3 separate regions of the Homo sapiens genome follow, and all the other regions are linked to region 2. The links are chromatin loops, found by intact Hi-C in ENCODE. Cell type or tissue: heart right ventricle. All regions are shown on one strand. Links, peaks and the distances in the headings refer to the core of each region. The heading gives the core; the rest is flanking DNA. Region 1 has its middle 790 kb from the start of CDH6. Region 2 overlaps CDH6 (cadherin 6). Region 3 has its middle 390 kb from the start of CDH6.

The links. Hi-C counts contacts between places; a loop is a spot of excess contacts. Peaks named below come from ENCODE experiments on the same cell type or tissue, not always from the same donor. Only the 100,000 strongest peaks of a DNase experiment are listed, where the experiment ranks them.
Region 1: a loop joins it to region 2, with 18 times the contacts of the local background. A loop is called at or near these places in 29 of 110 quality-filtered maps.
Region 3: it touches region 2 in a loop (4-fold over the local background); 15 of 110 quality-filtered maps call a loop at or near these places.

Annotation. Positions count from the first base shown.
Region 1 is chr5:30,395,109-30,405,547 of GRCh38, reverse strand. No RefSeq gene overlaps it. Among named protein-coding and RNA genes, the nearest start is that of CDH6, 790 kb to the left of the region's middle. In heart right ventricle, for the core only: a CTCF peak has its summit at 3,855 (motif pointing left); no DNase peak of the experiment used is centred there.
Region 2 is chr5:31,228,401-31,238,839 of GRCh38, reverse strand. The region is part of intron 1 of CDH6 (cadherin 6); the gene reads right to left. Among named protein-coding and RNA genes, the nearest start is that of CDH6, 40 kb to the right of the region's middle. In heart right ventricle, for the core only: CTCF peaks have their summits at 6,157 and 6,358 (motif pointing right); no DNase peak of the experiment used is centred there; H3K27ac peaks cover 961 bases.
Region 3 is chr5:30,800,471-30,810,909 of GRCh38, reverse strand. No RefSeq gene overlaps it. Among named protein-coding and RNA genes, the nearest start is that of CDH6, 390 kb to the left of the region's middle. In heart right ventricle, for the core only: a CTCF peak has its summit at 6,043 (motif pointing left); no DNase peak of the experiment used is centred there.

The DNA.
Region 1 (10,439 bases), core at 2,773-5,272, 830 kb after region 2:
TTTTCCAATTTTCTCTTAAATCCTGTCCAAACATGCGTTTGTCTCCACTCTTCCCCCACAACTGGTCAAGCTCACCAGTGATCTTCAAGTTGCTAAACCCTGTGGTCAATTGTCAATTTCACACCACCAATATGCAGCATTTGATGTAGCTGAGGGTTTCCTTCTCTTTGAAACTCATTTTTTATTAAACTCCCAGGTTACCATACTCTTTTGGTTTCCCATTTACCTCTTTGTTTTCAACATTTTTATTTCTGTTTCTGCTTCCTCTTTTTCTTTCAGCTCTCTTAACGTTGCGGGTCCCAGACCTCCGTCTTCCGATTTCTTGTCTTGTTCTCTACACTTATTCCGTTGGATAACACCATCTGTGTTACTGACCATCGAAGTTATACCTCCTACCCATATATCTCCCCTGAAATTCAGACTCATTTATTTTTTATCTCATCTCATTTATCTGTTTCATCTACACTTAATTATTTTACCAATTATCAAAAGGTAAGATATGCTGCAAGTGAAAACAACCCCATAAGTAATTCGAATTATTTCATTCATTCTGCACGTCCATTGTGGACCAGCTATGCCAATGCTTCGCATGATCTTCACTCCACATGGAAGCCAACAGAACGGCCTGTAGACTACTGCAGTTCTTGTGGCAGAGGAAACTATGCAAGAAGAAATGAGTGCTGCCTGTTCAATCTTCTGCCAACTAGCTTGAAAGCCTCTCCTTGCACTTCATTGGCCAAATTATGTCACCGGGCCAAGAACAAAAAAAACCCATGAATTTGTTAAAATATAGGGAAACAGGGCCTGGTGTGGTGGCTCACGCCTGTAATCCCAGCACTTTGGGAGGCCGAGGCGGGCAGATCACGAGGTCAGGAGATCCAGACCATCCTGGCTAACACGGTGAAACTCCGTCCCTACTAAAAATACAAAAAATTAGCCAGGCGTGGTGGCGGGCACCTGTAGTCCCAGCTACTCGGGAGGCTGAGGCAGGAGAATGGCGTGAACCCGGGAGGTGGAGCTTGCAGTGAGCGGAGATCGCGCCACTGCCCTCCAGCCTGGGAGACAGAGCGAGAGTCCGTCTTAAAAAAGAAAAAAACAGGGAAATAGATAAAACATTCTGTGAGAGATTTTTAACATAGCACTTATATCCTACGACAGAGTAAAAAAGAACATGATGGAATTTAACAATATAATTAACAAGACTAAATTTTACGTGAAAACAGTGTTTGGACCTAACAACCCAAAATTTTAAATAGAAATTGATTGTAAAATTAATTGCAAATAATACTTTAATATATTTCAAAACATTTTATGTGCGACTTGTCACATTACCTGAACAAATACATTGGAAATAAACGATACAAGATTTTAAGATTTTATGGCTTAGTATTTAAGAAGTAATTCAGTAAATTTGTATTTTATCTAATAAGCTAATAAAAGAAATACTGTATATAGCATACATAAATGATATAATGTAATATGACAACAGAATATAACAAATTTAGATAAGGGTAAGAAAAAGTTTATTAAAATTATAAAGATTTGGCCAAATATACTTAGAGGAATAATTATAATTGTTAGCATTGGTATTATTTTTAAAATGTTCATTGAAAATGCCTGCCAAAAATAAAGATATAAAATAAGGAAACAAATGAAGTGAGTATCCAAAATAAGATTTTAGAATAGGAGTCAGCCCTATGGATATTATAAACAAAGAGTTTACAAACAATAACAAAAATTATGTTAGAAAATAGAACAAAAAGATACACCACAATCATCAAACAATACAAAGAACCGCTACTCATCTGCTTCTCTACACTTTCATAATCTGAATCATAGATATTGATGTTCTAAGTTATTCTTTATTCTTTTTTTTTTTTGCTTTTTTCAGTATCTTCAATAATTTGAAAGCAATAACACAGAAAAAGAAATGCCAGGAATTCTAAAATCCATATTCCAGGCCCAATATGTTTTTTTTTTCCAAGTCCTAGAGATAAATGATTGAACACAAAATGTAAGGATAACATCTTCATCAGTCAGGAGTGTGTTTACCTATAAACAAGAGAAAACCCCTTCATGTAACAGTTGCTCTGGCTATGGATGCTGCTTCTGTGATCCAGACAGGAGGAAGAGATACAGGGCGCAGGACTGCAGAGTCAGGCCACTCGAATATGACTATTTGTAAAAGACTTTTTCTGGAACCCTCCATCAGTATTCTTAAATAAATATTATGACCTAGAGTTGAGTTACTTGGCCACTCTTGCTTCAAGAAAATCTAAGACGTTTATTATTTTTAACAATACTACAAAAAACACATTTTGTTGTAACTTTAGTTTCAGTGTTTTTTTTTTTTTTTTTTTTTTTTGAGACAGGGTCTCACTCTGTTGCCCAGGCTGGAGTACAGTGACACGATCTCAGCTCACTACAACCTCTGCCTCCCAGGTTCAAGCGATTCCCCTGCTTCAGCCTCCCAAGTAGCTGGGATTACAGGTGTGCATCACCACACCTGGCTAATTTTTGTATTTTTAGTAGAGATGGGGTTTCACCATGTTGGCCAGGCTGCTTTCGAAATCCTGGCCTCAAGTGACCCACCTGACTTGGCCCCCCAAAGTGCTGGGATTACAGGCGTGAGCCACTGCGCCCGGCCTAGTTTTAGTCTTTTATAAAGGAAAAAAGAGAATGAATGTTAAGTGGCAACCAACAGTTTCATTATAATTACTTCAAGAATTCCATGTAATGGTTTTGTAGTGCCATGTAAACCATAATTATTATGGGGTAAACCATTAAAATGAAATTATTACTTTGCTGAAAATAGCAGCATAAAAAATTAACAATTTATTATAATTACTTAAGCTATTTATAAGCTTGTCAGACATGTACTAATCAATTGTGCATCAATAAAAGTTTTAAAATATTAGCACACCTTGGAATCCTAAAGATAATAAAAATTCTATTCTTAATAATAAAAATAGAATAATGTAAGGATAAAACTATAACATAAAAAGAGCATTCTTAAAGAAATATCTAAAATCATACTTGAGTATATTTAGAATTTATTAACTTCTGGTTAAATACAAGTGAGATTAAAATTCAAATGCTCTGTTATTGCTGGGGGGAAAGAAATAGAAAATATTTAAAATCAAAATTGTTCTAAAAGAATCTGGGATAAAATATGAAACAATAGAAAATAAAATGCCAAAAATATATGTAACAAGCACCAGCTATTACCATGGATTATAAAATCAGAATAGACAAATGAAATAAATCAAGTTAACATAATAGAATTGGAGTGAATGGAAAGAAAAAACTAATATTCATCAAGTAAATATTAGATTTGAATAAAAAATGTATTTTATTTTTAACATGTTATTTTTCTAAAAGTGAAGGCTATGGGCCTCCAATTAAAAAAATGTATCTGTGGATGAGATAATTTACATAGGGTTTTTTTTTTAACATCTATCTTTGAGTTTATTTTTTGGCCAAGGGCTACCTTAATCCACTGCACCTGTAAATTAATGTAATCTGTATTATTGTAATCCCTAAATGGAACAATGGAGGTGGAAACTTCAGAATTTTTACAGAAGGACAAAACTCTTGTAAGAAGTAATCTAAGAAGGGTTTGCATATAAATGTATGTAAAATTGATTTCCAAAACACAATTGCCTATATTTAAATAAATGCAGGACAAAGGGGGAAGGAGAGCTAAAGTCTTTCCTTCCCAGACTAACTCTAGACACTGTCACTACTAATTGAAACTAATTTACATCTGATCCCAGGGACAGAATTTCTGAATTCCAAAAGAATTAGGATTACTGACAACCCAACATGACCTTTCTTTTCACCTGTCTTATGTCTCTCTGCCGCCCTCAGCTGGTAACACTGATGCTTCCTCTACAGCTGATGAGATTTATCCTTGGAGAAGAAACAAATACCATGCTTTTTGAACATTTTCGTAACCGTCTCACATGAGCACATACTAAGTTTTCAAAAATGACTTGAAAGGGTAGATTTATTTTTTACAATAGTCCCTTCAAGGAAAATATTTACAGGTGATGAACATGGCAAAGTGACACCAGAGTAGAGTTCTTGTCTTGTGAACAGTAACACTGAAACTATGACCACCAGCATAGTGGCAGAAAACAATCTCAGCCTGTGTTTTCTCTTGTGATATTAAAAAGTGGAGAAATTGCAGAGACGTCAGCAACAGTTAGAATGAAGAACTTTCAGAATTCTGTGTTAAAATTGGTGGTTCAGATATTTCATATCACTTAGCAATATCTCCTAAAACCACTTACTCCCTTTGAGAAAGTGAAACCTCAGAGACTAAAATGTAGAAATATTTATAGCTACAGATCTCATAGACCTTACTATCTTAAATGTCATTGAAATAAAGATCGGGAGACAACACATTATGCTACGTTTGAATTGTTAGTGGATCCTCATGGTTATGTTTGAGGTTGTGTAGTTTATGCTTAAAAAATTGTCTTTTGGTTTATAACATCAAAAAGCAGCCAATTAGTTGTCATCAAGTTCTTTATTATTTTCAGTTAAATACTTTACCTAAGGGCTGCAAACATTTTAACCATGTTCAACTTTAATACATTATTTGCAGTAGCACTTGAGAATGTGTTTATTTCTTCAGCTTTAACTTTAATAAAATCACATGGCTTCCATCAAAACATTTTGCATAGGATTAAAAAATTTTTAGAGTTTCTACAAAGTAATGAAGTGTAACATGTATCTCATAATTCATCCCAATCTCCCGAGAGTGACCATCTTTAGGTACTCACAAACAATTAAAAAAACAACCAAATCATAGTTGTCCCAATGATGAATGCAAAGTTCTGAAGTAGGCCAGGTGCACTGGCCAGTGCTTATAATCCCTGCACTTTGGGAGGGTGAGGCAGGAGGGTCGTTTTAGATTGAGAGTTCAAGTGTAGCTGGGGCAACATAGTGAGACTCTTTAACATTTTTTTAAATTTTGCCAGGCATGGTGGCACATGCCTGTAGTCTCAGTTACCTGGGAGGCTGAGGGAGGAGGATTCCTTGAGTCCGGGCAGTCGAAGCTATAGTAAATCGTAATTGCACCACTGCATCTAGCCTAGGTGGCAAAGGGAGACCCTGTCTCAAAAAAACAAAAACAAACAAAAAACAAAAGTTCTAAGGTAGGAGAGAATGGTGGCAATGGCAGGAAATTGGGAGAAATATAGCAAAAATTTACCCAGATTTTTAAGTGTGGGAGAGATGAAAGTCAGGGATATGAAAGTAGCAAAAATATCTGGATTGAAAGGTGGGCAGAGAAAAATAACCAGGCGATGAAGTCCCTCTGATCCCAGAGAAGACTTATAATGAAGCTGCAGTGTCCAGTAAAGGAAACTAGTGAGCCAAAGCCTGAGACTGAAAGCAGGAGACAGTATCTGAAATGAACTAGGAAGTTATACCAAGAAGACCCATGCAACTCGAGAGAGGCGAATGCCAGGGGCTAGGAACTGGAGGAGAATTCTGGAGAAGATTGCAGTAGCTCAGGATAAACCTTTTCATACAGGCTGTTGACCAGGCACTATAAGATAAAAGGCAAAGTAAAGATGAGTTTGGAATTTGTCTCAGGTTGGTGCCAGTCCTAATCCCCCCGCTTTTAAAGCAGCCTCACCAAAGCTGACCAGGGAGCAATATATGTTTTAATAATTTTTGGAGGTTATAGCATGCTGAAATGTACATAATTTATATATTGTTTTGTTTTGTTCTCAACTCTCTTCTCCTCTCCTTCCTTTCCTCACTTCTTTCTTCTCCCATACTCTCCAGTCCCATAGTCTCCTTAAAGTGACAGAGTTGAGGGTTGCTGCAGACATCATATGGCCAGAAATGTCTAAAATATTTACTGTCTGGGGCTTACAAAAAATGTACTGTCCTCTAGTCTAGACGAGATGGTTTTCAAAAGTCTGTCTTAAGTCTTTCTGAGGTCTTAACAAAGGCTTTACAATCACCCCCATGATACGAGCTTTACCTTGAGGTTTTGTTTCCATAGTAGTATTGTGGATATTAACTTTACCATTATGTTATTTCCTACTTTGAAGACATTTTTGCTAAATGGAAAGATTATAGTGAAAAACATTTTTATTTTCTATCCCAGAAAATGCTGGCTTCTTTATATTTTGGCTAAATTCTGCTTAAAGTAAAATATTTCAAGTTTTACTCTACATTTCTGTCTCTATTCCCACCTATCATATACAGTTGAAATAAACCAGTTGACACTTTTGATATTCTGCTTGGAAATCCCAAGTTAGATTCCCAGATCTAAGATTGCTTTTTATTTTTCATGTTTTCGCAGGGCACAGTTTTACTAAATAAACTTTCTGTCACATATGTGATCTTTATTCCAGGTTCTTATAAATATTTTCTTAGTGTCTTTTGTTTTCCTGCTAACAGTCTTCTTGATATCTTTCTAGCTTCTATTCATAGCCTAGTCAAAAAGCTAATGTCATACCTATGAATCCATGGATTTAACTAGATCTCGTACTTGTTTGGGGGTAAGTTGTTTTTGTTTTTTTTTTAAACAAAAAACAAAAAACAAAAAACAAATCCTTCTTGTTTTTACGTCAATATTTTTATTTCTTTTCAGAGAATTTCAATAATCCATGCTCATAAAAATGTACTGACTTCACCTAGGTTTTAAAATGTTGTGATATGTCATTATGTATTCTTGTTCTGTGATCCTTATATTTTATTGTATAATAGAAAATTATTTCTTAAAATCTCATATAACAACTAGGTCAATTAAAAATATAATCCTTTAGGTTGATTTATCAAATTTGGTGTATGAGTGAGTCAATTCAAATATTTTAGCTTTTAACTTTATTCATTTCCTTTTCCTATATATTATGGCTTATTTCATGTTTTGCCTGGTGCACTGATTTAAATGCTGAATTTGCTAATTCTGATTTTTTCTAAAAATGTAACTGCTTAAATTTTATTCCACTGCTTAATTTGGCATCATGAAACATGAGTTTTAAGTCATGCTGAACAACTTTTTAAGAAAATTATTGCTTTGCTTTTCCAGAAAACTAAATAATAAGGTTTATGTCAATGTATATCTCCTTGTACCTTATGCATTTTGAGGCATTTTTGAAATCTGTATTTCATTATTTGATTGATGTTGCTTAAGACAGATTCACCAGGTATGGTTTGGATAGTGCTTTGATTTTATTGACTGTCATTTTGTCATCAATTGTCTTAGCGTTAAACAATGCTATTTATTCCTGTTGAAATGAACATGGTTTCAAGTTGTTATAATTTTCTGTAATTTAAGATGGTTGCTAAAATGTCAAAAATGAAAATTGTGTCTATTAGAATCTTAAAAATCAACATCTTTATTGTGCATTATGAGAGTTAACACATAGTTAACTTCTGCATTTGTAAACAAATTAAGTATAATTTAAAAAGGAATTTAAATTAACTGATTATTTGTGATATTAATTACAAATTTAAAAATATAATGCAATGCAATTTAAAATGATATACTCATTTTACCCTGACCATGAGAACTCGTATCACTATTTTTATGTTTTGAAAGATATGAACTTTCTGCATACATCAGAGTTGCTGTTATGATTTATATTTATGTGTACACATGATGATTTCCCACTAACATTAAGATGTTCAATAACACACACATCATTTGTGTTAATCTTGGTTTTTCAAGCATAAACATTGTATTGGTTGGTCCACTTGATCAATCAGGATTCTACTGAACAGTCCATATGTGTGATAAAACTCCTTGAGAGAACAAAACTTCATCAACATTTTCCAGAATTGGTGTTTTCTACTCTAACCTCTTGTCTGAATTCTATTCCCATGAATGAGTAATGCCTACTTCCTATGTGACTGCCACTATTCTCAAACTTATGAGTAAAACATAGAATGGGGAAAAATACACAACAAGCAGATAAAATTGCTGTGTGTTATTGTGAAAAGGGCCAGCCAGCAACTGCATAAATCTCTAATATTTAGCCAGGGGCAAACCTATGAAGAATATTGAAGCAGGAAGAGATATCTGCTTCTGGCAATGGTAGAAAACATCTTCCTACTGAGGTTAACAAGTAAAGCAGAGGAAATACTTTCAAAAAATCTATGTGAAATAGCAAGGGAGTAAGGATTGTGATACCAAAATTCCAGAGAGAATAGATGTCAAGTAATCCCAAAATTCAATATGACTTTTCTCATCAAGGCACTTGATGATTTAAAATCAGAGACTAGAAATCCAAAAGAGTGATGGTAGCTTTCAGCTAACTCATGGAGATGGAAAACAAAAAATGGTGTTCACGATCCATTAAAGATGACAGGCCCTACTGAAGACCTCAACAGACACCTCTTCAAAGAAAATATACAGATGGTAAACAAGCATACGAAAAGATGCTCCACATCATATGTCATTAGAGAAATGCAAATTAAAACGACTGTGGGATACCACTACACAACTATTAGAATGGCCAAAATCCAGAACACTGACAACAACAAATGCTATCGAGAAGATGGCACAATGAACAGTCTCACTCACTGCCAGTGGGAATGCAAATTGACACAGCCACTTCAGAAGACAGTTTGGTGGTTTCTAACAAAGCATAGTCTTACCATATGATTCAGCAATCAAATTCCTTGGTATCTAACCAAAACTATTAAAAATTTATGTCTACACAAAAACCTGGATGTGGATATTTATAGCAGCTTTATTTATAATGACCAAAACTTGGGTGTTACCAAGATGCCCTTCAACAGGTAAATGGCTAAATAAACTATGGTGTATCCATACAATGGAATATTATTCAAAGCTAAAAAGAAATGAGCTATTCGGCTATAGAAAGATATGGGGTGACCTTATGGATATTACTAAGTGAAAGAAGCCAGTCTAAAAGGGCTCCATACTGTCGGTTTCCAATTATATCACTTTCTGGAACAGGCAGAAACTAAGGAAAGAGTAAGAAGATCAGGAGTCTCCAGAGTCTGAGGTGCAGGAAAGAGGGATGAATAGGCAGAGCACAGGGGATTTTTAAGGCTGTCAAAATACTCTATATGATAGCATAAATGTGGATACATGTCATTCATTATACATTTGCCCTATCCCACAGAATGTGCAATGTCAGTATTGAGCCCTAATGTGAACTAGGGACTTCAAATAATTATGATGTGTATTAGTCCATTCTCACACTGCTATAAAGAACTACCTGAGACTGGGTAATTTATAAAAAAAAATAGGTTTAATTGGCTCATGGTTCTGCAGGCTGTACAGGCTTCTGCTGTTGGAGAGGCCTCAGGAAACTTACAATCATGGTGGAAGGTGAAGGGGAAGCAAGCACCATCCTCACATGGTAGAGCGAGAGAGAGAGAGAGTTAAAGGGGGAAGATGCTACATACTTTCGAGCAACCAGATCTCATGAGAACTCACTATCATGAGAATAGCAAGGGGGAAATCTGCCACCACGATCTAGTCATCTCCCACCAGGTCTCTCCACCAACATTGGGGATTACAATTCAACATGAGATTTAGCTGGGGACACAGAGGCAAAGCATATCAATGTGTCAATGTAGGTTCATCAGGTATAACAAATGTATCACTCTGAGGGGGGATGTTGATAATGGTAGAGGCTATGCAAGCGTGGGGATAAGGAGTATACAGGGCATCTCTGTATCTTCCTCTCAATTTCCTGTGATTGTAAAATTGCTCTTTAAAAAAGTATTTTTAAAAAAATGATGGTCTTTAATAGTCACTGCCAGGCTTTCAGATGGAACCATAAAGTTCTAAAGGTGACTGAAGAATTGACCCGTCCCAAAAGACATTGAGGCTGGGTTCCAATGATCTCAATGTTTATTTGGAATATAATTGGATATCCATATCCAGATGCTTTATTGAAGAAAAAATATGTTCTCTTTGAGTATCCTGGAATTCTTTTATTGATGCTATCTAAAAAAATAAACAAATTCCATAAGACTAGAATTGACCATAAATCATGTTTAATAACTGACAAGAGAAAGAACTCTATTCTATATCCAGATAGGGCAGAACTTTAAAATAAATGTAATTAAATTTTCTAGTAATTAAATGACATTGTTAGGTATTTCAGAAAATAATTCAAAAGTATTAAAAATAGCTAATGGAAAATCTAGAAATAAAGTAACACTGACTATAAAACCTATTCAGATGATAGAGTATTAGTGCATCAGAAGGTACGTTAGTAGAAAATATATTCACTGAAGTAAAGAAAGACAAAATGAGAAAAATATATAAGAGAGTGTAAGATAAATTTGGATCAAGGAGAAAAGTATTAACATGTATACAATCAGAGTCCAGAAGGAGAAGAGAGTGAGGATGGGTTAAAAGTACCTATAAAAAAAAATAGGTCAGAGTTTTTCTGAATTTTCTTGAACCACTAGAAATAAATGCAAAA
Region 2 (10,439 bases), core at 5,102-7,601:
GCTGACATACACACAGTATAGAGAAGAGGCAAAACTTTCCAGAGCTATGTTGTCCAGTTCAGTAGCTATTAGCTACACGTGTCTATTGGCACTTGAGATATTGCTAGTCTGAACTGAGATGTGCAAAACATACACACCAGATTTTGAAGACTCAGCACAAAACAAAGTAAAATATCTCACTATTTTAAAAAAACTTTTACATCTATTTTTACTTTAAAACTTATGGTTTCCATTCTCTTTAAAACACATATGATTCTTTCACTACTTTCTTACTGCCATAATTGCAGTAATTGTTAGGATTACGATAGTGAAAACAAAAGAAGAAGAAAAAAACAATTTAGAAAGACAGTTCTTTCTGTCTCCTTTCAAGGGAACAGCTGAACCAAGATAGCTCCATGGAAAGTAGAGCAGTTTGGAGTGAGAGGGTCTGGGGAGACAGTGACAGGGAAGGCCACTCCTATGCATGGACTATCTTTCCTTGAAATAGTAAAATATACTTTGTAATGGGTACATTTCAGTTCTCACCAGAGAGCACAGGGCATTATTCTGGCTCTCCCATTGGATTGTTTTAAAGAACACTTAAAATGCACAATAGAATTTGATTAAATTATCATCAGCTGCCACCCTCTGACAATTACATACCAGACTAAAAAATCCCTAGATGTACCCCTTAAGATAATTTAAAAAATCAATTTGTTACTTGTGTAAAAAGCAAAAATTGCAAGAATATCTGAACAAAGATTTAGATGGTCCTAATTTCAGAGAATGTCTTTTCTTCTTCCTTCAAGTTTTCATTAAAGAGAAGAGCCAAAGGAAGAGAAAGGAATTAACATCCATTGGCCATCTTTTAGGTACTAGGCATTAGGGAAGGGGATTAAAAAATCTTTGGAATACTTAACTATTGCAACAATCCTGCAGGGTAGACCTCATGATCTCCATTGACAGAGGAGGAAACTGACTCCAGAGTTTGCAAGAAGTTGAATAGGCTGCCCGCATTTGCACAATGCATAATACAGGGTCAGCAATGCATTCTGTTCGCTGCTACTTCCACTGCTACTTCACTGCTTCTCCTTTGTCTCCCGGAAAAAAAATGTGAAAGGAATAACAAGGTGTGAAAAGAATTGAGGATGTGACATGTGTATCACACACAAAGAAATAATGGGGGGAAAATGGTCATATCCATTCTCTTACCTCTGTCTCAGGGATGAAAAGTCAATTTTTAATTATATGGTTTAAGGTTGTCTGGGGGTCAACCTATCAAAAATGCTGAGTTCAGGGTTGGAGATTCTATATGGAGAGAGGCTCAGATTTATTACTGTTGGTGAGGAATAAACCTCCTTACATAAGATAGAGACTGGACTCTGCCTTCAGCCTGCCCTTGACCCTGATGTGAGCAACATGAAGTATGATCTCTCTGAACAATAAATAAATAGCTTGTGGATAGCGTGGTTCAAAGTGTTCGCCATATGATCTAGGGTGCTGATAGCATGTGGGAAACCATGTGGCTATCGCCATCTGCTGACACCTCCATCCTTTTAAGGACACAGATTTGCTTACCTCGTGCAATGCCCTTGAGAGTCTACTGAGAGCTCCTTTTAGCCTTGGGATAACGTGGACCCTAAACCTGGTGGCTGATTCATTCTTTTCCAAATGACATGTCTTTGATTGCTAACTATTTACTAAATATTATTCCTTACATTAACCTGCCTCGTTCAGCTGTCCTCTCTGAAACACGGTGAGGTTTAGATAAACAAAATGGATTCATTCATTCTTAAAAACATACTATCTTGCCAAAAAGTTATTTTTCTGCATGTTCAAAAATATGGCTAAGTGGCAATGTATTCTTAAACGTACAAATCTATGTGAATTTTCTTCCAAAATGAGACAAATTTTGCTCCTTACCATCCTATTAGCATGATTCCACAGCACTCCCCAAGCATCTGAAATCACATCGAATAAGGCAGTAATTGTGATGAAAGACAGTTAGAGGAGAGAACAGTGCTTGGGGACCCCCTTCTCCGTTCAGATGTTGGGCACAAATATTGACATTAAATCCCAGCATGAGGGACCAGATTTTCAAATTCTGCTGATCAAAACAGGTTCACAGCCAGCACACTCAAGTTCAGAGAGAGGACAAAATGACACTGGGAGATGGGGGGCGGGGAATCCCTCCCAAGCAGAGCCCTCCTTTTTTTTAAATCCCCAGTAATGTTCCAGTAGATTAATAGCAGAGAGGCCAGCCAAAGTTGGAGAGGATTTAATGGTGTTTGTGGTAGGATGCAGCACGTGGCAACAAAGGTGTGCCAGAGCTCACCACGAGGCAGGGCCTGGGAAGGACACCTTGGGGAACTAAGACGATCGGAGAGAAATGTGCCTCCTTTTCTCTGCTTCCCATCACCTTCATTCATATTGTGTGCCCACCCCTTCTCAATTAGAGGACTATATTATGATCCTTCAATGAGTCATATAACTGTAACTGAAATAAACTCGAGTGATTTGTTTCAGTGAAAGACACCTTGATTGAGGTGGTTATTAGTAAACTATAGAGTACAATGAGGATAATTGATGTGAATATTGTCATTATTTAGGAATGTCTTCAAATTTTCCCATTAATTTTCCTGTGATTAACAAAACTACTTAAATTTAGCCAACTGAATATAGAAAATGTAAATCATTTGCCACAGTGTAGAACTGCTATTTGTATATACACCATTAATAAAAATTTATACCGCATAATAAATTGTTATATATTTTTAGGCATCTGGTTCTCATTAAAAAATCTGACAAATGTTTTCTATAGTTCAAAAACTGAATGGAAAAAAGAATAAATTATTGGCAATTAAAAGCAAATAGAAATGCAAATATCAATCGTATGAGTACAAACAATGGGCATAAATTAATACAAATATGGTTAATGAATGTCTCAAAATGTCCACAATTCCTTTCTGATCAAAGGAAAAGAAAAATTGTAAAAATTGTAAAACAATTATTTTATAATAAATTTAAATTCCATAATTAAAACAATATTCTAGAATGTGGCTAAAGTATTGCTTCTTGCCTGTGTTTCAGTATATTCAGTTTTTGGCCTTTCATTTGGGGTTAAAAAACCAGAACATATGTTTGGAAATGAGATTGTCTTTCATTTGTTCTCTGAAAACAAGATTTATTCATTTGGGTTTTATTGCTACAAATAAATTACTTATTTGGGGCTTGTTTCTCTAAAGTAAAGGGTTTGTGTAGTAAGTCATGCATAACATTCGCTGTTTCCTGCCACGTGGTCAGTAGCTGCTTGCAGAGAAATTGTATGAGTACTTAGTTTTCACTGTCATTAGAGCAAACTGGAGACAAAAGAATAAAGGAGAACAGTAAAAATCAAATAGAAGAAGACTCTAAATGTATTAGAATGGAGGATAGCTATATAACTGTCGAGTTTGAAATGAAATCACAAAACAACATTTTCTTATGGACACACAAAAGCCACTCAAATCACAAAATTACTCTTGTTGGTGTTGCCTCTGATGTAATGGATTGACTGAAAAAAATGGAATTTTTCTAACTTTGGGCTTGAAAGAATGGCATACAAGGCAAAAAAAAAAAAAAAAAGAAAAAGGAATAGAAAAGATGAAATTATATGGTATCATAAAAATATATTTAAACCCTAAAGAAATTGATTATATGGTAGTAGGATCTAGGATTGAATGGGTGATTCAAAAATTTTCTTCTACCCCATGGTCTTCTCAGCTGGATATTTGGCAACTCGCTCAGTATCTCAAAATCTAAAATAGGTTGAACCATCTATTAATTGATGATATTGAGTACAGTATGGCAAACTCCCTCACCCCCACAGGGAGGCCTTCATATTACACACTTGTGGATAATGGAGTGCTTGGGGACAGGATGCTTTGAGTTACTTAGGCTAATAGAGCAAGAAATTAATTTTAAAGTAGCTTCAATATCATAAAGAGTATATATGTATGTATGTATATGTGCAAACCTATATACACATGCATATGTGCATGCATGTATATATGTATGCATATGTGTCATGCATATGTATGTATATGTTTATGTATATAATTTGAGCTAATCAATATAATAATAGAGGCCTAAGAAAGAAGGTCTGGAGCCTAGAAAAGAAGAAAGGTCTATTTTTATAAAAACTGATGAAATACTTGTGGTAGGGAGTGAGAAGAGTCACAGAAGAGAAGCAAAGAAGTGGAAAGGAAGGAATGTGGACATTCTATGATTTACAGTGAGAACCTGGTGGTGGAGTGGAGGTGGAGATGGGATTCCCCACCTATCAGCTGTATAGGATGCTGAATGGCAAGTATGAGGAAAATGGCATCTAGTTATTAGTAACACTCTTTTAGGGTAGTTACTCTGTGGATACCTTCCCATTATCAATCTCTGATGGTTTTGCTAAATATGACTTAATTAGCAGACATACACTCCATATATGTGATAAGATTCTAAAATGGTGACACAGTCCATGAATAAAACCAGAAAAAGTCTTTTAAGATTTTATCCCAGTTTATAGAAATTTACAGATTTACAAATTTTCTTTTCTGGTACTATTTTAGCACAATTTTTGCATGTACTTAAACATCTAGTTTATCATCAGTTCTTGTTACAACATCAGGCAAGAGTAACATGTTAATAAAGAATAAAAAAAACCTTTAAATACAATTGTTATGAGGCTACACATTTAAATATTTTCAGACTTTAAAATTTGATACTTAGTCAAAGTATTAAGAACACACTTTAAACAGAAAAACATTATGAAAAAAATGTATTTGAGATATAGACTATTATCACAATTTTTCATTTGTTCAAAAGCCATCAGAATGGAACATGTAATAATTCAATCATTCACTGAGAATTATCTTTTGAGTTCCTAACATGTCCTGCCTCATGGAATTTACGTTCTAGTAGAGGAGACACACTCGAAGCAAGTGAATGATAGTCAGGTAATATATTTTTGAATCATTGGTGAGGCCTATGGAGGTAAAGTGGAATGGGTAAAGGGATGCTGAGTAGTAGAGAGTGAGGCGGTGGGTGTTTTATAAAGTCAAGGAGGACCTCTCCGTGAAGAAACTGGAATCATGACAATGAGCCAGTCATGGGAAGAACTGGCGGAAGTTTCCAGTAGAAAAAACAGCAAATGTCGTAGCCACACAGGAAAGAAACTTTCAATGGTCTTAATGAAGCAAGGTCAGAGTAAGTGAATTAGAGTAAGAGATGAGATGACCAGAAATTTTAATGAGTAATGATAAGCAATAACAAGGAAATATGATAAGCAAAGTTTTTGTTTTGTTTTTTTTTTTTGAGACAGAGTCCCACTCTGTCATGCCAGCTGGAGTGCAGTGGCATGATCTTGGCTCATGGCAACCTCCACCTCCCAGGCTCAAGCGATCCTCCCACCTCGGCCTCCTGAGTAGCTGGGACTACAGGTGTGCACAACTATGCCCGGTTAATTTTTGTATTTTTTTTTTTTTTGTAGAGACGGGGCATTGCCATGTTGCCCAGGTTGGATAAGTAAAGTTTTTAAAGCTTTGATTAAAATGTTTGTAATTTATCTCTCTTCTCTTTTAGCTTTTATACTTTATTTTTTTGTGTAAAATATGCTCCTTATAATATATACTCTCTGTATGTGTATATGTGTGCATTTGTGTGTATATGTGTGTGGATGTGTAACATGTGAAGGCGTATGTGCATATATAAGTGTGTTTATAGAGATATGTCTATGTACGCGTGTGTGTGTATTTGTATATTCAGTTGTTCATTGCATGGTAAGAAACAGCATGATATAGTGAACTTTGGGCTGCCTGGGTTTGCACACTGGCTCTTCCATATTCTAGCTCTGCAACCTTTGAAAGGTTATTTAACTTCTCTGTGACTCAGTTTCTTCATCTGTACAACGGGGAGTATTAAAGGACCTATTTTGGAGGAATGTTGTGAGGATGAAATGAATTAATATATGGAAAACTCTTAGAACAATGCCTGGTGTATGGTACATGTGGCAATAGCATAAGTGCCATATAAGTGTTGCATTTATAATTTCCTCAACAGATAACATTTTATCCAAATGAATAGATGATATTGTAATTAATAATTCCAAGTTACATTCTCACAAGCAAAACCAATAACTAAAAAGCCTGACTTGATATGTTTTCATTGGCCACTCAAATCCATTTGCTTTGCAAACTTGTTTGAACTTTTCTTTCTTTTCAGAATATTTTTAGCTTAAAGAGGAAACTACTTATGTTTCTAAATTGGGACAGTTAAATACTCCTGTCCTGGACCGAGGGTGCAGCCAAAAACGTTTTGTAGAGATTAAGGGTGCATTAAACGTATGTCCACTTGAGGGAGCTCTAAGATTCCTCCAAAGCCTGGGTCTTAGAGTCTAACCAGGCTGGAGGCAGCACCTATGACACTGGGTTGGGTTAGTGGAAGAAAAATGTGGAAGAAAAATTTAAAACGTCCAGAATGAAAGCTTGGAAAATAAAGTGCAGGGTAGTAAAACTGATAATTATTTTACTGTTTTCCAGTTATGTATTTAATTGAGGGGAACAGAAACACTTTTTTGAGAACTTCAAACGGCTCAGCTGGAAGCACAGGAATTAGCATAAAGTGAAATATTTATGGGAGCTTAATACTGTTTAAGACTCATTTTCTCCTTGCCTTAAGACATGAAGTCAAATTAACCATTTCTAATTAAAGAGTGAGAAACAAAGTAGTGTAAGACCAGAAGTAGAAGCTAAATGGTGATGCCTAAGTTGTGAAGTCTGAAACAGTCACTTGACATAGAGGTCAAGAATGGGAAGATACAAAATAATTCCTGCAGAACAAGAGAAACAAATCAGGGTGATTTGAAAAGAAACATAATTATAGTAGGCTTACTCTACTCCTTAAGTGAATATTTTTCTTCTAAGAGCAAAGGTCTAAAACTGGACATGGTAATGCCCTTTTATCTCTTTATGTTAGAGGCTGAGCTACAGAGGAAGTGCTATGGTTTGAATATTTATCCCCTCCAAAACTTATGTTGAAATTTAATCCCCAGTGTGGCATTATTGAGACGTGGGACCTTTAAGAGGTTCATGCATGGATTAATGGATTAATGAAATAGTGGGTTAATGAATTAGTGAGTTATCATGGGGAGTAAAGCTGGAGGCTTTATAAGAAGAGGAAGAAAGATCTGAGCTAGCACACTCAGCCTCCTTGCCATGTGGTGGCCTGTGCCACCTTGGGACTCTGCATAGAGTCTCTACCAGCAAGAAAGCCCTCACCAGATATGTCCCCTTGACCTTGGACTTCTCAGCTCTCCAAATTGTAGAAATAAATTCCTTTTCTTTATAAATTACCCAGTTTCAGGCATTCTGTTACGAGCAACAGAAAATGGACTGAGACAGGAAGCGTCCATGAAATATTCAAAATAAGCTGGAACTGCTTTAAATATGATTCATGGGAATTCTGACCCCGCCAAACAGTAATCTGTTAAGGATACTAAAAAGGAAAGAAATTCCCAAAGGGCAAGGAAGACAAAATCCTGGGAATTTCAGGCCAGTCTTTTTCTCCTTATTGCTAAACCACTATGGAGATACGCAATGATTTGATTAAAATATCAATTTTATGCACATAATTTAATTTTAATTGCATCGTGAGTAATCTGTTAAAAAGAGTTTGAACATTTGGCCTCTAAATCATTATAGGCTGAATCACCCTAAGATGAAAATAAGGCAGTGAAGACTGTTATCCAGAAGAAAAGAAAAATATTGCATTTGAATATACTTTCAACAAATGAAAACTATAATTAAAATATAATCATGTGATTAGAAGAATATTTAAAAGAGCATATTGTGTTTCCTGCATATTTTTATATGTGTAGGTTTTACATTTTAAAGAGTTTGTTCGTCTTAACATGGATTTAAGCATTTTGCATAAAGATTCACACTAATCTTTTCATTCACAGTTCATGAAGTCCCCTACAATTGTTTATTAATTAGCATATAATATTTTTACCTGGATGCTATACTGTATTGTTTAGCTTCTTTTGTATACATCTCTAATTTCTCTTTAGAATTATTTTGAGTTTGATTAAACTCAATGGATTTGTTGTTCTACTTGAGGACACAATCAAGATTATTCTGCAGATGGTTTCTAAATCATAGGTTAGTTTTTAAAAAAATAGCATTTTCATTTTTGCACGGAGGATTTGTTTCTCTTTGCTTTGCCTATAAGTTTCTTTTCTCATTTTTCACTGAGTACATTACTCATGGTCTTAAACATCTTCCGCTGCTTTCTTAAAGATGCAACAGGAAGATACATCTGTAGAGGAGGCCTAATGCTTCTGAATTCTCTGTTAATAAATACACTGGAAGTGTATTTTAACGGTGTTTAACATAAATACTTTAATACATACTCTCAGAGACTCTTTTTCTAGTAAGTGAAGGAAAATGAGCCAGACTTTTAAAAAAAGATATTCTCTGCCTGTGATGGTTATACAGACAAACCTGTGTATGATCCCCTAGTGAGTTCTCTATGTCTTTGGAGAAGTCATCTACAGGACAGAGATGACTTTTCTCCCATGCAAGTTAAGTTGATCTTTTAATTTGCAATGGTAGACCCTAAATATCACCTTGAGTGAGAACCTGCAGGAATTCAGAGGCCCTCAACTTCTTAACTGCTGTGTCTAAATTGGGACTTCAGGGCTCTTTCTGTGCCAAAGAGAAAGCAAATTCTCTTCAACTGGGATATTCTGCAAGGAGCGGAATCACTGTTATTTTGACTTTGTTGTTCAGACACGCCACAGTGGCAGCAGAAATAGCATCCGCCAATTAAACGCCCATACAGCATTCAAAGGATATGGAAGATAGAATTTAATTATGAAACAGATGACACTACTCAATCTTAATTGTCATACCAGGATCCAAGTCACTGGCCTGATAATCACCAGCCAGGAGAATGGAGAGCAAAGTCCCTTACGTCACCAAGGGCAAAAAGCCTCAGCCCGTAATTATGCTGCTCCTTAATAATCCCAATTAAGAGCAACAACAACAAAAACACAAAACTTCTTCCTATGTTCTGTGACATTAAGTACTGAGAAATGTTTATTCAGCTACTATGATGGTCCACAATTGCATTTCTCTTTGTCATAATTCATTCTTTCACTAAAAAATCCTTAGGTGGGACTCCGGAGTTTCTTGAATTCTCACAAGTGTTTTCAGAGTTAGAATTCTTTTTACATAAAAAAATTAACCACTTATTGGTTTAGCCAATAATATCAGGGGAACTAGAGACCTATAAAAGCTTCCAAATTGGCACCAGCCATACAGTCGTAAGAGCCAAGCTGCCTTAACAACTTGTTACAAATGCCTAACAGCTCCAGAGAGAAAATATTTTCCTGAGCCTCCAGTTCCTCATTCTGTTTTGCTTTTCTGCAAACTTCACAAAGATAACAGGCAATATGCTTCATTTCCTACCCTCCAATCTATTTTGGCCAAACATTTAATTTCTAACCAGTATGGTGACCAGAACTGGATAACAAGAGGTCTGTTAGCCAGGGTAGTAAAGCACCAGATTTGGAGTCAAACCAGTAGGCTTGCAGTCTTTGTTTTGCCCTTTCTTCCTTTATCACTGACTGAGTCTCTTCACCTTGATCGGACTCAGGTTTTGGAGAATCGGGTAGAGCTTGAGGGCTGTGTTGTAGATTAAATAAAATGATATAGTTTGGGCAGTTGGTACCCTTGGAAATGGCACGCAAGTGCTAGTTAGTATGACGGGTAATTAGACCTGTCAGTGTCAGAATGGAGAAAGAACTAACCTGTATTGAACATCTACTAAGAGTCTATCATTATATAAGGTACTTTTGTACTTTTTATGCCCTATGAGAGATGCATTATTTTCCCCACATTACAGGAAAGGAAATAAATCTTGGAGAGATCAAATAACATGCCTAAGATCAGGGGTTCCCCAACCTCTGGGGCCATGGACCAGTACCAGTCTGCAGCCTGTTAGGAACCCGGCCACACAGCAGGAGGTGAGTGGCAGGTGAACCAGCATTGTAGCCTGAGCTCCGCCTCCTGTATTAGAGGCATTAGATTCTCATAGGAGGGCGAACCCTATTGTGAACTGCGCATGTGAGGGATGCAGGTTGCGTGCTCCTTATGAGTATGTAGCTAACGCATGATGATCTGAGGTGGGACAGTTTCATCCTGAAACCATATCCTCTGCTCACCCCACCACATCTGTGGAAAAATTTTCTTCCACAAAACCAGTTCCTAGTGCCAAAAAGGTTGGGGACCACTGCCTAGGATTGTACAACTGGGTTATTGGCAAAGCTGGGGTGGGAGTCCATGGGTGTCTGACCCTGGGACATACTTTTCTCCATTCCACAAAGTTTGGAATCAAGGTGAATGCAGCTTCCTTCTCCAGCTGATTCA
Region 3 (10,439 bases), core at 5,002-7,501, 430 kb after region 2:
CTCTGACAGATGGATGCAAGTTCCTAGCTAGAAAATGAGATAACCAAGTGTAACCTAGATGTCAACTGGGATTTTCTGACCCCTTAAGACTTGCTTGGACATCTGTTAATACTGGATGGAAGCCAGATAAATCCTCAAGGCTTCTGTAAGTTGAAGAGAATGTGGTGCCCATTTCCAGACCCCCTCTTCTTCTCATTCCTTTCTTGTCTTACATGCAGGCACTTTAGTGGCACAGTGCAGACGTGAAATAGACTCTTGCTCAACTTACCCCAGATATGCCTCCATCCTTCAAGGTATCTGCAAGAGTAGTAGAATTGAGGAGTTGTGGGAACATATGAATGATATGAATGGTATTTATAATAGTTATAACCCCACATTGAACCCCAACACATGAAAATAGTCTTTGATCTCTCCATTTCCAGAAAATCCCCAGTAACCTTTCCTATCCATTCCAGCAAGCTTGTTTAAGCTCCACCTTAGTAGTAGCTTCTCCTACTGACACTTGTACTCTTGGATCCTATATTCCACACCTGTGCGTTATCAAGGCTCTTCACCAAATAAAGATGTAATCTTCTTTCTAAAGGGTAAATGAACTATTATTAAGATGATATCATGTTTCATTTTGCTATGATGGGGCATATACTTCCTAAGAAGATAATTTAGCATTTCCATTTTTTTTTGGCAACATTGAGAGACAGAAAACCATTTCAGGTTACATACTAAAGTAATTACAAATTTGGCAGCGTGCCTCTATGACAATAAAAGTGCATTGTTTCAGAGTGTGCTGATAATGTCATTTAAAACCCTGAGCATGTACTCTGTTCTTTGGCTGGTGAGTTTTACAAAGGTATGAGGAACAAGTAGGGAGACAGAAGTTGTGCTGGGCTAAAGTTGTGCATCTTCAGAATATTTTTCCTTCTGGTTTCTGAACCTTAGGGAATCTCAAACAACAGGAAAGATGATATAGTTTTTAAAGCCCTTAGGAGGTCTACCCTAATTTCCTACTTTATTTTCAAACCAGCTTTTTGATGGCTAAAATCTCTTTCAAGCAAAGCATTCTTTTCTGAGAACAAGTAAAACTGAGCCAGAGTCCACAGGAAAGACTCACTGAGCACCTGAAAGCGGGGAGGGGGTTAGAAAGGGAAGGACTGAAGTCACCTAAGCTAAATCTCCGCTCTTGATGTTCAGTAGAGCTGTGCTAAAAGAGCTGCAGGGGGAAGGCAGGCTTAATACTGTTAAAATGACTTTGTGTGTTCTATCTCCAGCTTTTGCTATTCAAAATATGCATCAAATTGAGAAACTCTGTGGTTGGCAGCAAAGTCGATGTCATATGATTTTAGTATGACCAAAGGGAAGCTAAGACAGATTCAAGATCAGAGCTATTTTTGTGTTATGAGTGAAAAATAACAATAAAGGATGATATCAGGAAATGTAAAGGACTAATTAGGGTCAAAGGGAAAATAAGTGGAAGCTGGAGAACACATTGTTGACACTTACACTTTGATTGCCTTTCAATTTGATTTAGAAATCAATATTTTATTGCATGGATGAGGTAGAGGAGGTATAAAATTTGCTGAAATCTGAAAAATGCTCTCATAGCCCAGATTTTGAGAGATGATGTATATTATCACCGTGAGCTTGGAGATGCTCAAATTTCACAGCTGCAACTAAAAAAATATCAAGGGAGTAATGCCAAATCAGGACAATGGACAGCAGCAGCAGCTCAGGAAGTCTTTGTTTGCCAAATCTGGAGAGCCATCTTAGAGGTGTTTTCAGAAAGTATCTTAAACATATTCGGCACTCAAGGCCTCTTGCAGTGTGATTACACTGTTAAGTCTTGCCACATGGCTTCCTAGAGGTAAGCATAACAAGCTCTGTGTGAAGAGATCCTTACAGACATTAGTGCATATAGTTTACATACAGATCAATAAAGATTGAGTTCCAATCGAATCTAAGTCCTTACTTCTAATTGTTTCCTCTAAATTATAAGTGGATCACTTTTGCATCTTCCTAACTGAATCAGGGATTTTAACTCATTTACTTTCAGAGACTATGACCTAGGAGTACAGATGCTCACCTAACTAAAAGCCTAGTGGACCACTTAATGCAAAACATTTTCCTTTCCTAGTGCTTACTTGTAGAAATCCAATAGGGCTTTGCTACCCCCACTATCATGGGCTGCTCTGAGCTTTAAAAGGTTGTCTTCATCTGTTTGAGAACATCTGCTCCACACTCTGGTCATATGCTAGCCCTTAGGAAATGGTTCTCTAAGGCAGAAGCATGTTTCATAAGATTCATATGATTTACAAATGAGAATTTTAAGTTCTAATTAGTACTTTCAGGGTGATTCATGCAAAAAAAAAAATACTTCAGTTTGCATGTCAATGAAAACGTGCTGCCTTAGAAAACCATGCTAAATTGTGTAATTAATCTTTGTATATAGGGAAGGATCTATTTTTCCTATTTCCAGTTCCCAGGAAATAGATTCAGACAACTTAGTGTCTTAGATATTTAAAACACATGACTATTGCAACATGAGGATTCAAGTTTTGGTATGTTGTATGAAGAGAAAAAAAATTATTCCTCGAAAAATTATATTTCCTTTACTTTTGCGGCCCTTTTTCTCTCTTCCTCCTTTCTTTCCTACTTCCTTCTCCTTTCTTTCCTACTTCCTTCTCTTCTCTTTTTTCCTTTTCCTGTTCCTCCTCCTCCTCCTCTACCCTCCATTCTTTTCTTCTGTTTATCTTTCCCCAACATTGTAGCTCTCTTTCAGAAATATTTATGGCTGATGTTTGCTGTGTATTCTAATTTTGTTGGCTTTCATGCTAAAATCACTCATTTTCACAATGTGCAATCGTTATGTATAAAAACGCTTTATTCTAAAGTTCTTTCAAATGTTAACTAACCATTACCATGATAATTGGATTTCTAATTTTTGTGTATTTAACTAGAATGTTGGCCTCTAATAAGCAATTTCAGTTGAATGCAAAAACAAAAAACAGAACAATAACAAAAAACAATAATAAAAAACTGTTACTGGTAAAAGCAAATAAAAGTAATTGAGATACTGGTAACAGTACTGTTAACAATAAATAAAAATACTTAATTCCTTGGGTTAGAAGCATGATGACACTTACAAAAGAAGAATTACATATATTATTTTACGTAATGTCAGTATACCTGCTTTTGGAGGACCAGAATCACACCATTTCTCTTTGCTATAGTAGTTTATAGATTTGAAGTGGTGTTATTGTCTTCTCTTCCATCAAAATGGATACGGGCATATAACTCAGACTGGCAAGAATGAAAGTTCTTCATTCCCATGGCCACAGACATTGGTTCTAGGCTGTGTACTGATCTAAGATGGGCCAATCAGAGTTTTCCCTGGGATTTTTTGCTGGAGCTCTCAGGGGAAGCACAGGAATACGGTATGTAAGACTGGGACTGACAGTGGTGGTCTTGCTGCCCCAAGAACAGAATGTGTTTGAGAGCAAAGCTAAATAGAGGCAGGTAGAATTGGATACGAGTAGGAAAACGGCTGACAGTTGATGCCATTGATTGCATTCCTGAAGGTTTACACAGGGATGGTATATTCTAGATAAATATGAGACAAGTGATAGAAAAAAAAAATGACTTTATAGGGGAGACAGCAGCCAAAACAAATTCAGGGAGGAAAAATGGAGCACGAGACTTCTGAGATTTCAAGGACTTTGGAATGGCTGGGGATCAGGATGTTGGCTGGTTAGTGGTAGAGATGAGTTCAAAGGTAAATAAGGGGATAATCAAGAAGATGACCTTGATTGCCAAGTTAAGGAGTTTAGATTCAATCATGAAGGCAGTGGAGAGCCATGGAAGGAATTTTAGCAGGCGTCTGACATGGTTAGATTTGCCTAGGGCTAGCCTGTGTTGAGGAAATAAGATGTAAAGTTTGAATACTTTTTAAACATCACGGTTGCTGTTTTCCACTCAGAAGCTTCAAACTAATAATAGAAAAATTTGAACAACTAAATTTAACTTAAAAATCATTTTTTTACATCTGTAAGTTTGTCATTTATATTATAAAACAGTGTGGAGACATTATTATGAATATATCGATTTTTGTCTTAGATATTCCTGTTATATTAAAAAAGTTAATAAATAAAAAGCACTACAGCTGCTGAAAATAGAATCAGTACAAATAAGTAAAGTCAGAAAAGAGAAGAGTTAACTTTGCAGTGAAGTTATACGATGGGAACCGAACTGGTTCTATTGCTCAGAAGAGACGTGTGTATTCAGAAGTGAAGTAAATCATAAAGTTTAAACATTCTGTGTGTCCATAGTCAATTTTTTCTGTTTCAAAATTCTCAAAAATAAGTATTTTATAGATATACTGTTTTTGCTATTCAAAGCAATGCAAACAGTAATAGTTGTATATCAAGTGTGCTCAGATTTAAATAAACCTTTTTCTCATATTAATTTGCAGTGCTTTTCAGCTTGCAAAATTATTTTCCATTTATGTTTCCTACTCATGACACATCCCTGTGATACAGACTGTACAGCTCTTTTTTTTTTTTTTTTTTTTTTTTTTGAGACAGAGTCTCACTCTATCGCCCAGGCTGGAGTTCAGTGGTGCGATCTCCGCTCACTGCAACCTCTGCCTCCCGGGTTCAAGTGATTCTCCTGCCTCAGCCTCCCAAGTAGCTAGGACTACAGGCACCTGCCACCATGCCTGGCTAATTTTTCGTATTTTTGGTAGAGATGAGGTTTCACGGTGTTAGCCAGGATGGCCTCGATCTCCTGACCTCGTGATCTGCCTGCCTTGGCCTCCCAAAGTGCTGGGATTACAGGCATGAGCCATCGTGCCCGGCCGCTACAGCTCATTTTTACAGATGAGAAAACTGAGGCTGGAAGAAGATAGTAGTAAATTAATCATGGGAACACAGAGAAGCTGGACAAATTGAGATTGGAATCTGAGCTTGAATCTAAAGCTCAAGACTCTCTGGTTTGTTTGATTTTGCTTTGACTATCGTACCTTTTGTTTTTCAAGACAGCATAACAGCCAACCTAGGGCAGCCAGTTCACACAGTCAGGAATTAGGTGTCCAGCTGTAGGCCTGTGCCGTGGATGCCCATGTGAGTCTGGCACAGTCTAGTGGACCCATTGCCTTGTGCTCCAGCCTGCATGACAGAATGAGACACCATCTCAAAAAAAATAAAATAAAATGGCTTATGCATATGTTACTGCATCTCATTTTTATAGCAATTGGGTAAACTGAAGGTATTTTATATTCATAGTAAGGATGAGTAAACCAGGCTTTTTAAAAATTGAGTTGTTTCAGAAAAATCTAACATTTAGTAAGTTGTACAAATAGAACTTCTGTAGATGAACCTTGTCATTAGGCTTTTAATTGCATTTCCTTTGATGTTTCAGCTCCTGGAGAGGAGGGTAATTTTGCCCTTGGTTCTTTGCCCTTGGATCTTTGATATCTTTTACCTTTCCTTGCTGGCCGAGGTGAAGATTGGAATTTCTCCCAGTATTCATGTGACTAAACACCTAGGTCACAGTGTTGAGTACATTTCTTCCAAGGAGTTGATTATCAGGTATCACTGCTTTCTACCCAATGGAGGCGTTTCTCACTGTCTAAACTTATGTAGACTTGGTGAGATAAGAATACCAGTTCCTCCGGACTTTTGAATGCTGTATTTTAAACTAATGCCTATTCTCTCAGAGGTCAGTACTGAGCTACACAGGAAGCTACATTACTTGGCTTCCTGGATTCAGCTGTGTCTTGCCCATCTGGTGGACAGCAGCACCTTCCCTCCTCCATTGCCTGGCTAACTCCTACTCATTCTACTCTTGGCCTGACATCTCCTTCTACCAAAGCCCTTTCCAGACACGGTTAATGTTGATTCAGATTTCTGTTCTGTAAGTTCTTGTTTCCATGACAGTGGTTTCCACATTGTGTTGTAAATGTCTATTTCTCAGGCTAAGACAGCACCGCCTTGGATGGAGAGCCTGTGTTTCCATCTTCCTAGCTCCAGTGCCACCTACAGGGCCTGGAACAGAGTTCTGTATGTAGCCAATGAATGCACGTCAAACTAAAAACTGCCTGAATGAATAAAAATAATGAACGTTGGAAATACTGAAAATACAAATCCATAAATACATGTCTTACATGCATATATAGACATTTTCTATGGGTAACTTAAATATTTGGTCACTTTAAAATGATTGGAAGAGCCTGTTTAGTGAGAGCATATCAGGAAACACTATATCCATTTGGGGAAACAAGATAAAGAGAAATGAACTAATGTTATTAAAGACCATATCCTAGGATGGATTAAAATTGCCTTATGCAGGCCGGGCGCTGTGGCTCGTGCCTGTAATCCCAGCACTTTGGGAGGCTGAGCCAGGTGGATCACCTGAGGTCGGGAGTTCGAGATCAGCTGGGCCACCATAGTGAAACCCCGTCTCTACTAAAAATAAAAAAAATTAGCCAGGTGTAGCAGCACACACCTGTAATCCAGGCTACTCGGGAGAGTGAGGCAGGAGAATTGCTTGAACCCAGGAGGTAGAGGTTGAGTGAGCTGAGATGGCGGCCATTGAGCTCCAGCCTGAGTGACAGAATGAGATACCATCTCAAAAAAAAAAAAAAAAAGGCGTATGCATATGTTACTGCATTTCATTTTTACAGCAATTGCGTAAACTGAAGGTATTTTATCTTCATAGTAAGGATGAATAAACCAGGTTTTTAAAAAATTGAGTTACCTTCAGAAAAATCTAGAATTTAGTAAGTTGTACAAATAGAACAGAATCCCAGGAAAGAAAAGACTTGAAAGTCCAGTAGACTCAAATCTCAATGCTCACACTACATTTAATATGTCTAATACTCGGATGAGTATGTACTCTCCCTAAGAAGCTTTTGTGTGTGTTTGCATCTGTGCAGATGGGCATGGCCATGTGTGAGAACCATGGAGCTGAGAATGCCTGAATCACAGGTTTGTTGCAAAGAAACATGAGCTTATATGCATAAAGTGTGTAGCCAAATTCCAGGTATTAATAGGCTGGGCAATGATTATTCTCTTGCATAGTCCAAGAATGAGAAGAGAGAAATCTTCTCTCTTCTCACTCTACTATGCTTCCATCAGAACAAGCAAATCACTTCCCCACTGTGGATACCAGTGGACCATTTGGGTCCTAGCTAGCTGCAAAGTAGCAAAGGATCACCCTCAAACTATTCTTGAGGGAGTTTACATCTAAAATGTTCCTTGAGGAATGACGGTAGTTCAAGGCAGGCCTAGAAATGAGGTTCTGTCTGTAATGTGCCTGGGGAGATCCAACCATGGGACAACACTCAGACCAACCAGAGTTGACTCTCACCCATTGTAGCCTGACATGTAGAACATCTGACTGCGCTGTATCAAGTTTGCGTCATCTTCATTGTGGTCTCTGCATGCTGAGAATCATTTTAGGCATTTGGAATTCTCCAGAGCCAGAGGACTAAGCAAGAAATTTTCTAAGCTTTCCCTGGCATAAATAGGTTCTGTATCATCCTGTTAGTTCAGAGCTGACATTGAGACAGAAATTGGGGATCTCTTTAAGCAATCACTGTCTTTATTATTGGGGAAAAACATCAGGCTCTCAGTTTGTATTTGCCCCTTTTATTTATTTAACTCCCCTAATTCACAAAGCGCTGGCTGACTAACTCACAGAGATAATCTATAAAAAAAAGGAAAAATTTGCTTACATAGTTCATATGGCATGGAAATACTGCCTACATGTGGAAAAAATTTTAAAATGTGACTAACTAATGAAGTATTTTTCTTTTTTGTAAATTGGAGGAGATTCATCAGACAAAGGGAAAAAATTAAGGCAGATAAAAAATATTTATCTATAGTGGCTGCCAGAGCATTGTACTTATGGATGCTACATTATCTGCCAAAAGCGTGCTCCTGTGCTTCTTAAGGCAGTAGGAGCTTTCAGGGGCAACTGGAGCTGCACTTTACAGGTCCTTTCAATGAAGTCAGTGTGAGCTCTCTGAATCAAAACACCTCAAAGGCTGTCGAAGTGAATGAGAATCAGATTCATCAAAAATGATAAAAAAAAAAACCCCATACAGATTAAGTAAAAGAAATCTTACCTCAGAGCGTTGTCAAGGATTGTCTCTGCTCCTTGGGGAGCTCAGCCCTGTGCAGGCAGCATTCATGGTAGAATTTCCCTTCTGCAGCCCGGCTTTTCCAAAGCCACCATAACTTGAATCAAAAGGCCTTGTGAAAATGGAAGTTGGCGTTGTTTAAACTTTCTGAGTTATTAGGGGATGCTCTTTCAAATAAAATTCACTTTAGATTATGAAAAACAATGATTTGCTTACAAAACAAAATTTAGGTGCCTCAGATAAGCTAAAATAGAATATTTTATTCATTGAGTGGGTGGGGAGGACTTCGGAGTTACTTTAAAAGGAACTGAAATAGTTTGAAGATTTTTTTACAAAGATATCTCATTTCATTGTGGAAAGATCTCTCACTGCTCTTATTGAAGATTTGCCTCTGTTAGTAATGATTTCTTACCTTTCCCTACAAATTCTATGATTCATTTCTGTTATAACATTCTCTGATTTATGAAAAGGTTCTTTTTTTTTAAAATCCAATCTTACCTGTGATTAGTCCTGCCCTACTTTCCTATGTCACCTTCAAAAAAGTGATAAAGCCCGAGTTTCCTCCAAAAATAGACATTATTTGAGCCTCCTTGTTCTATTGCTGTGGTGTCATTAGGGACTTATGTGGCAGTGCAGATAGTAAGAAGAAATATGTCATTTGGTTGTGAGGTCAGCCTAGTCTAGGGAGAAAAGAGCAATCTGGTGGTAAAACACCCTACAAAATAATATCTCTGATTCAGCTCACAGAAACCTCCCTGGAATTAAAAGACACCATCAACTTTTTTTTTTTTCCTGCTAACCAGGACTATATCTATCTGACCTAGATTATCAGACCATGAAAAGTAGATATGAGTTCCTTGCAAAGTAAAATCATAAAGTCTTGGGGCTAAAATGAAGCTTAACAGCTTTCTATTGCAATTCTTCTCCTTATTCTTGAATTTTGCCTTTAATGGCTTCTTCAGGTGGTTTTCTAGTCTTTTCAGGTACATTCCTTAACAAAAAACCCACTACTCATGAAAATTGAGCTCTTTGAGGGCATGGGCATTGCTTTTTAGTTTTTTCAATATTGTTATCACCTGAATCTAACCAATGCCTTGTACATATTAAAACTTCGCTCAAAATTTCTTGAATGAATTGATGAATAAATGTTCACTCTGAAGTACTCTTAATATATCTATATAGTAAGTGTAGCATTAAAAATACATAACCTGTCTTTTCAGCTCCTTCTCTCTTTATCCCTTCTTTTCTGTTTGCTCCCCCTGTCATCCAATGGTAGGCATAGAAATCACTCATGCTGGAAACAAGAATCTAATGGTTAGCTCTTTGTATACCAAAGGTAAATGCTTTGCCTATTTTTGCAACTAAAATGTTTAAAGGAGTCTTAATGGAATACCAGTTAAGAATTTACTAGCTAGGTGACCATTTTGTTTTTCTATATGCCTCAGTTTATTTATCTGTAAAACAAGGATAATAATTGTACTTATCTAAGATGATTAAGTGAAGAACCAAAACCATAATGTGTATAAAGTATTTCAGAACAGTATATAACATATAGTAAGCACTCAGTAAACATTAAAACATTGATGCCATATGAAACAGTGTTTTATTCATCTTTGAGTATTTTGGTTATCTCTTGTTGCATAATCAATCATTCCATGATTGTCTCTAATTTTCCTATACATTAACTGGGCTCAGTTGCATGGTTCTCACTTGAATCGCTTATATGTTTTTGCTGTCAGGTAGCTGAGAAGCAAGACATATCCAAATACTTGCCTAAGGAAAACGTCTAAGAATACACAGACCCATGACTGGTTGTTGACTGGGAGCTCAGCTGGGACTTTCAACTAGAATGTCTCCGTTTAGCTTCTCCATGGGATTTGAGTTTCTTGTAGTGTGGTGGCTGGGTCTTGAGGGGGAGATTCTCAAGAGCAAGCACTGCAGGAGATGCAACTGGAAGCTGCAAGGCTTGTTATGACCTCGTCTCAGAAATTACATGGCATATCTTCTGCCATATCCTGTTGGTCCAAATAATCACAGAGCCTGCACAGGTTCAATGGAGTAGATAAGAATATTTCATTTCCTGAGTGCAGGCAGGGCAAGTTTCCATTGCAGAATAGCATGTGGAATACAATAAATTATTGGTACCATTTTTGGAAAATTTCATCAGCTACATTGACAACTGTAATTTTTTCTTTTACATTTGAGATGAAATTTATTTCTCTATTACTTCTTTTTTTCACATATTTAGGGTCATATATAAAAGGTTAAACCTTCAATACAGTTTTTATTTGGTGGGCCTTTAAAA